Regions from separate parts of the Homo sapiens genome. Here region 1 is linked to region 2. Evidence: chromatin contacts called from ENCODE Hi-C or POLR2A ChIA-PET data. All regions are on one chromosome and are shown on one strand. The core of a region is the stretch at or near the end of the contact, and the rest is flanking DNA. Distances in the headings are between cores, read along the strand shown.

The links. Hi-C counts contacts between places; a loop is a spot of excess contacts on that map. ChIA-PET counts read pairs that join two places held with the same protein, here RNA polymerase II (POLR2A). Pooled maps may share reads with other maps.
Region 1: a map of PC-3 shows a loop between it and region 2 (1.9-fold over the local background). The contact joins two enhancer-like sites. A Hi-C loop is called at or near these places in 39 of 168 maps with a recorded cell type or tissue (CD14-positive monocyte, Calu3, HepG2 and 25 more), 2 of 37 single-sample maps with no recorded cell type and 41 of 50 pooled maps. POLR2A ChIA-PET finds 5 or more read pairs at or near these places in 29 of 52 experiments (A549, A673, AG04450 and 23 more).

Annotation. Positions count from the first base shown.
Region 1 is chr14:35,373,127-35,376,766 of GRCh38, forward strand. No RefSeq gene overlaps it. Among named protein-coding and RNA genes, the nearest start is that of NFKBIA, 30 kb to the right of the region's middle. RefSeq lists an enhancer at 3,457-3,640. Within about 2 kb of position 1,370, at least 15 of the 41 ENCODE cell types and tissues checked have a DNase peak (open chromatin) inside an H3K27ac peak, as active enhancers do; they include CD14-positive monocyte, HCT116, PC-3 and 3 more, where a contact is called at or near this core.
Region 2 is chr14:35,330,155-35,333,622 of GRCh38, forward strand. No RefSeq gene overlaps it. Among named protein-coding and RNA genes, the nearest start is that of PSMA6, 40 kb to the left of the region's middle. RefSeq lists enhancers at 1,509-1,803, 1,969-2,890, 2,901-3,468. Within about 2 kb of position 2,122, at least 23 of the 41 ENCODE cell types and tissues checked have a DNase peak (open chromatin) inside an H3K27ac peak, as active enhancers do; they include CD14-positive monocyte, HCT116, PC-3 and 3 more, where a contact is called at or near this core.

The DNA.
Region 1 (3,640 bases), core at 120-2,619, 42 kb after region 2:
CCCAGAATTTTGGGAGGCACAGGCAGGAGGATTGCTTGAGCCCAAGAGTTCAAGACCAGCCTGGGCAACATAGTGTAGACCTCATATCTAAAAAAAAAAAAAAAGAAAAAGAAGAAAAAAGAAAGAGAAAGAGAGAAAGAGAAAGAAAAAGAAAGAAAGGAAGGAAGGAAGAAAGAAAGAAAGAGAAAGAAAGAAAGAAAGAGAAAGAAAAGAAAAGAAAAGAAAAGAAAAGGGAGGGAGGGAGAGAGGCCAGGCGCGGTGACTCATGTCTGTAATCCTAGCACTTTGGGAGGCTGAGGCAGGCAGATCACGAGGTGGGTGGATCACGAGGTCAGGAGTTCGAGACCAGCCTGACCAACATGGTGAAACTCCGGCTCTACCAAAATTACAAAAATTAGCCAGGCGTGGTGGTGTGCGCCTGTAATCCCAGCTACTCAGGAGGCTGAGGCAGGAGAATCGCTTGAACCCGGAAGGCGGAGGTTGCAGTGAGCAGAGATTGTGCCATTGCACTCCAGCCTGGGTGACAGAGTGAGACTCTGTCTCAAAAAAAAAAAAAGAAAAAAGAAAGAGATAGAGGACAGGCGCGGTGGCTCACGCCTATAATCCCAGCACTTTGGGAAGCTGAGGCAGGTGGATCACCTGAGACCAGGAGTTCGAGACCAGCCTGGCCAATACGGTGAAACCCCATTTCTACTAAAAATACAAAAATTAGCCGGGCGTGATGGCACGTGCCTGTGATCCCAGCTACTCAGGAGGCTGAGGCAGGAGAATTGCTTGAACCTGGGAGGTGTAGGTTGCAGTGAGCTGAGATCGTGCCACTGCACTCCAGCCTGGGCAACAAGAGTGAAACTCCGTCTCAAGAAAAAAAAAAAAAAAGAGAGAGAGAGAGAAAGAGACAGGTTCTGTTTCAAAGCCCCCTGTGCTGCACCTGAAGGAGTCCCAGCTGTTAACACCTATGTCTCCCTACCTTCTGTGATATTGACTAGGCTACCATTTTTTTTTTTTTTTTGAGACAGGGTCTCGCTCTGTCACCCAGGCTGGAGTGCGGTGGCACAATCTCAGCTCACTGCAGCCTCTATCTCCCAGGTTCAAGCAATTCTCCTGCATCAGCCTCCCAAGTAGCTGGGACTACAGTCATGTACCACCACACCCAGCTAATTCTTTTAATTCTTTTGTATTTTTTGTAGAGATGGGGTTTCACCATGTGACCCAGGCTGGTTTCGAACACTTGAGCTCAAGTGATCCTCCCTCCTTGGCCTCCCGAAGTGCTAGGATTACAGGCATGAGCCAACACACCCGGCCTGCACTCATTTCTTAATCAAGGAAAAATGAATATAAAAGGAGGCTTGGGAAATCTAGGAAGCTCATTACAGGAATTCCTCATAGAGGTGACTCAGCACTTCATTTCACAAGGAGGACCAGAAGTGTCGCAAACACAGTGTTCTTCCCTTTAAAGAGTCAGATCGAACCAAGATCTCCCTGCGTAACTCTCTCTGCAGGAGACCCGGGCTCAGTTACAAAAGACTCTGGGTTGGCAGAAACAGTGCTCCCACTTTTTCAGAAGTGATTGGGTCTGGAATGGCTGAATTACATGATGTGCTTCTGCGAGAGGATGGCAGACTAGCTGGGGCCAGGTAGCCAGGGCTACCTGAAACACCAGGAAATAACTATTAGTTCATCTCATGAACCAGACACAATAGTGCTAACAGAAAATTTGCCTCTAAATAGGTCATAAAATCCCAGCCAAACTTTCGCACACAGCATGATCAATGGCATCCTAGTTTTTTATTAATATTCATTATTAATTTAATATTGATATTATTAATATTCATTTGAGCTTATAAATGTATATAAAATGTATATGAACACTATAGTCAAGAAATTGAAAGGATGGAATGTCTTTATAGTAGCTTGTTTTGCCAAATTACCTAAGGGTTTTTTTGTTTGTTTGTTTGTTTGTTTTTGAGGCGGAGTCTTGCTCTCTCGCCAGGCTGGAGGGCAGTGGCACAATCCTGGCTCACTGCAACCTCTGCCTCCCGGGTTCAAGCGATTCTCTTGCCTCAGCCTCCCAAGTAGCTGGGACTACAGGTGCACGCCACCATGCCCAGCTAATTTTTGTATTTTTAGTAGAGCTGGAGTTTCACCATGTTGGCCAGGCTGGTCTCGAACTCTTGACCTCGTGATCTGCCCGCCTCGGCATCCCAATGTGCTGGGATTACAGGTGTGAGCCACTACACCTGGCCAAGTTTTTTTTTTTTTTTTTAAAGTACTTTCCAGGCCGGGTGAGGTGGCTCACACCTGTAATCCCAGCACTTTGAGAGGCCAAGGCAGGTGGATCATGTGAGGTCAGGAATTCGAGACCAGTCTGGCCAACATGGTGAAACCCCATCTCTATTAAAAATGCAAAAATTAGCTGGGCATGGTAGCACATGCCTGTAATCCCAGCTACTCAGGAGGCTGAGGCAGGAGAATCACTTGAACCTGGAAGGCAGAGGTTGCACTGAGTGGAGATCATGTCATTGCACTCCAGCCTGGGGAACAAAGAGCAACACTTCATCTCAAAAAAAAAAAAAAAAAAAAGGTACTTTCCCAGATGTCATGCCTTCCTTACCAATGCTGTAATTTTCCTAATTTCACGCACAGCTCACATATGGTATATTTCAGCCAGCGAGAGCTCAACTAACTGCAGAACATCCAGCACTGCATGTCATATCGTGTCACCCACTTGCTGAGGGCAAGCCCAGCATGGTTTGGTCTGAAGCTGACTTGAAGAGCTGAGAGTTCAAGACTTGTCACTGGGTCCCAAAAAGGCCCTGTGAGCCTGGAGGCAGAGCCCAGTCCTGTCTCAACCACCAGGCTCAGGACTGGGGGCTTTCCCGAGGATAGAGTCACACGCGCGCGCACACACACACACACACACACACACACACATTCATTCTGTTCGATGGTGGAGCTCCTTCCTTATGGAGAGACACTTTTCAATAAAAAGAACATATAGGTTGCTTCTCCTGCAAGCTGCACTGGCCTTCCGCTAGCCCCAGAACCTCTCCTATCCAGGCAGTCCCTCTCTGGGCTGGGAGTCACCAGCACTGTTCTTAAGAGCTCCCTGGCATTACTTTTCCCAATGACTGGAAGTTCTTGATAGCAGGAGCTATGACTGGCTTTTTGAAGTTTCTTACAGCACTTTTAAAGAAATATATACTTTAAAAAGTAACCCAATGAGCAGCAGGCACTTTATTTAATTTTAAAGTAGCTTCTAATCCTGGTTTGTGGTATAGGCATGCATTTTACAAAGTCTCGATTACGATGAACATCTTCCTTTGTATTTTAATTTCTGCCTTAGCATCCTACTGCGTCCACATTCCCATGTGTTTCAGTTACCTATTGCTGTGTAATAAACCAGCCAAAAACTCAGTGGCTTAAAACAACCTTGATTGTTTCTCATGATCCTGTGCGTTGGCAGGGAGGTTCTTTGGCTTCACGAGTATTGCTCATGTGCCTGCACTGAGCTGGGAGCTCTGTCCTTCTTCCTGTGCTGGCTAGCCAGGACTTCCTTACTGCATGGCAACCAGGCTTGGAGGGAGTGATCTGAGAGAACAGACATAAGGTGCAAGCGCTTATCAAGGCTCATCTTGTGTCA
Region 2 (3,468 bases), core at 872-3,371:
AGCACTTTGGGAGGCCAAGGCGAGCGGATCACCTGAGGTTGGGAGTTTGAGACCAGACTGACCAACATGGAGAAACCCCATCTCTACTAAAAATACAAAATTAGCTGGACATGGTGGCGCATGCCTGTAATCCCAGCTACTTGGGAGGCTGAGGCAGGAGAATCGCTTGAACCTGGGAGGCGGAGGTTGCAGTGAGCCGAGATTGCGCCACTGCACTCCAGCCTGGGCAACAAGAGCAAAAGTCCGTCTCAAGAAAAAAAAAAAAAAGATAACGGTTGCTGGGAGTTCAGAGTGGGGTGGGAAGAAATGGGAAGTGGAGAGGGATGAATAGGTGAAACACCAGTTCAGGGCAGTGAAACCTGGGTTTGGTATGGTAATCATGGATGCATGACATTTGCCTTTATCAAACCCCATAGAAATGTACAATACAAAAAGTAAGCCTTAATATAAAATATGGACTTTAATAATAATGTGTCAGTATTAGTTCATGAATTGTAACAAATGTGCCACACCAAAGCAAGATACTGATAATAGGGAAAGTTGATGTGGGGTGGTGAACTCTCCACACAATCTGCTCAGTTTGGATGGGCGCGGTGGCTCATGCCTGTAATCCCAGCACTTTGGGAGGCGGAGGCGGGAGGATCACTTGAGCCCAGGAGCTCCAGACTAGCGTGGGCAACACAGGGAGACCCTGTTTCTACAAAAAATTAAAATATTGGCCAGGCAAGGTGGTTCATGCCTGTAATCCCAGCACTCTGGGAGGCCGAGGTGGGCGGATCATGAGGTCAGGAGTTCAAGACCAGCCTGCCCAACATAATGAAACCCCGTCTCTACTAAAAACACAAAAAATGGACAGACGCAGTGGCTCACGCCTGTAATCCCAGCAATTTGGAAGGCCAAGGTGAACGGATCACGAGGTCAGGAGATCAAGACCAGCCTGGCCAACATGGTAAAACCCCATCTCTACTAAAATACAAAAAATTAGCCATGCATGGTGGCACGCACCTGTAATCCCAGCTACTTGGGAGGCTGAGGCAGGAGAATCACTTAAACCCAGGAGGCAAAGGTTGCAGTGAACTGAGACAGTGCCACTGCACTCCAGCCTGGTGACAGAGCAAGACTCTGTCTCAAAAAAAAAAAAAAAAAAAATTAGCCAGCCATGGTGGTGTACGTCTGTAGTCCCAGCTACTTGGGAGACTGAGGCAGGAGAATTGCTTGAATCCGGGAGACGGAGGTTGCGGTGAGCCGAGATCACGCCACTGCCCTCCAGCCTGGGCAACAGAGCGAGACTCCGTCTCAAAAAAAAAAATTAAAATATTAGCTGGGCCCGGTGGCACATGCCTGTAACCCCAGCTAATTGGGAGGCTGAGGTGGGAGAATTGCTTGAGCCCAGGAGTTCCAGGCTATAAAGTTCTAGGCCCTCAGCCCTGGTCTATCAAGTCCAAGTCTCGCAGGACACTGCTGTGGGCATGAGTCTTTCGAGAGTGTGGCCCAGTCAGGCCTGGAGTATGCTACTGCTTGGGAAGCACTGTGGGCAGCGGCTGCAGGTGACAAGATCACAGTCAAGTGTATTTGGGGCTCATCCGCCTGTGCTGCTCTCTTGGTCAGTGGGCAGCTTACTGGTGTGCTGAGTCAAATGCATTTTCAGAAGGTGACCTTGTGCCTTAGGCTTATGTCATCTGTGCCTTTGCTGACGTCATCCTCGACTCCAGCAGCCAGACCAGGGGATAACAAATGCAAATGTCTAACAGTAATTAACTCTTAGCAGCAACCTCAGCCTGGGGCTCCCCTTTCCAGGGCTTGTGGCAGCTCCACCGGGCCCTGCTGCAGCCCCTTGTCATTGAGAGGCCTCTCCCACATCCAGAGATACGAGGGGAATGTAGGGAAATGTGCATTTAGACGAAGGAAATGCATTGTCCCAAATGGCAAGTGGAGTGGCATAAACTTTGGTGAAGCTGCTGACACCCCTTTATCACAAGAAGATCGTTTGGATTAGGGGTGTGCTTTCCACAGAAATCAGGCTCTGGCCTTACTGCAGGGGGGTGACCTGTAAACCTCAGAGTTAACACAGTGGTTTAGGTTTCACCGAGTGCACTACGGTGATTAAGTCTCCACTGAGGACTGGAATGAGGAAGAAAAGGAGAAGCAGAAGAAGAACAGGAAAGACCTGTTCCCTGGGCAGAAGAGGGATGATCTGGGGAGAGCCCCAGCGAACAGCCCCAGAGTGCCGGGCCTAGCTGGGGTTTTCCAGGGATAGAGGCCGTGAGCAGCAGTGCGGATGTTGGCCGCGTCTAGCCGTCTGCTTAATAACTACCTCAGAGACCTGTTTGCCCCGCTCGGTAAAACTGGGGCCACGCTGCTTGGGCAGCCTCCAGGCGCCTGGCTGCCACTTTTTCTAGGAACTTATACAAGTCCTCATCAAGAGGGAGGGCAAAAAATTGTCGGTGAAGATGGCTGTGCTGGCATTTTGTAAGTGACAGTGGTCAAGCTCTAAGTTGTGGATGGACACGGCAGGGGGCAAAATCACCTCCTCTAAAAAACGGCCTAGCGATCCTAATGGATTGGCCGTAGAGACCCATCATTGCAGGGAGACCTGGGAAGGCCACCTGCTTCCCTGTGCCTCTGTGTCCTCAGCCACCTGAGAAAGTGTACTTCAAGAGGGAACCCAGGGAAGAAGGCTGTACAGGGTCCATGTTATTGCACCATCTCCTGTCAATTTAGGAGACATTTTCTTAATACTTCTTATTGATCAACGAATATTTTTGAGCCCCTCCTGTAAGTCAGACCCTGCTCCGGGGCACAGGGTGATGACCAAGACGGACTAAGTCTCCCCAGGGGCTAAGAATTTAGGCCCTTGCAGAGTATCTCCTCCAAGTTATTGAGCTGCCACTGAGATATCTGTGGCCACTTTGCATCCTGTCTGCATCCAGCAGGGTGGCAGTCCAGGCCTTTACAGAAGCAGACTGGGCATGAAGACATTTCTTGTGAAAAACCAGCTTCCAGGCCTCCTTCCTGGGAGGGACTCTGTGAGTGCCACGCCCAGGGCCCTGCAGCAGGTCGTGAGCAGATGCCTCTAATGATTCAAAGCTACCAACAATACTGTAAGAGGCCCCTTTCCTGCCAAAGACTACGTGGAGATCCCTTCTGGGTTTTTCTTTTTCTTTTTCTTTCTCTGTGAAGTGTACTTAAAAAAACAAAAGGTCATTGTAAAACAGGGTATTATGCTGTTTCTTCTAAAGCAGGAGGGGCTGCAGGTGCTCACAGCTGATTTCTCATTTCTGAAAAACCCTAGTTCCAGGCCTACCTTGAAGGGAGGGGCTCCTGGGAGGGAGATAAATAGTCGTATGAGGCCCTGTCCAGACACTGACACACCAGACAATCCAGCAACACTGCGGGTCGGAGGACCCTGCTGAACAGGTCGTAGCCAACAGCTCCAGGTGGCTGCATCCTAGCACCAAAGCCAGGAGA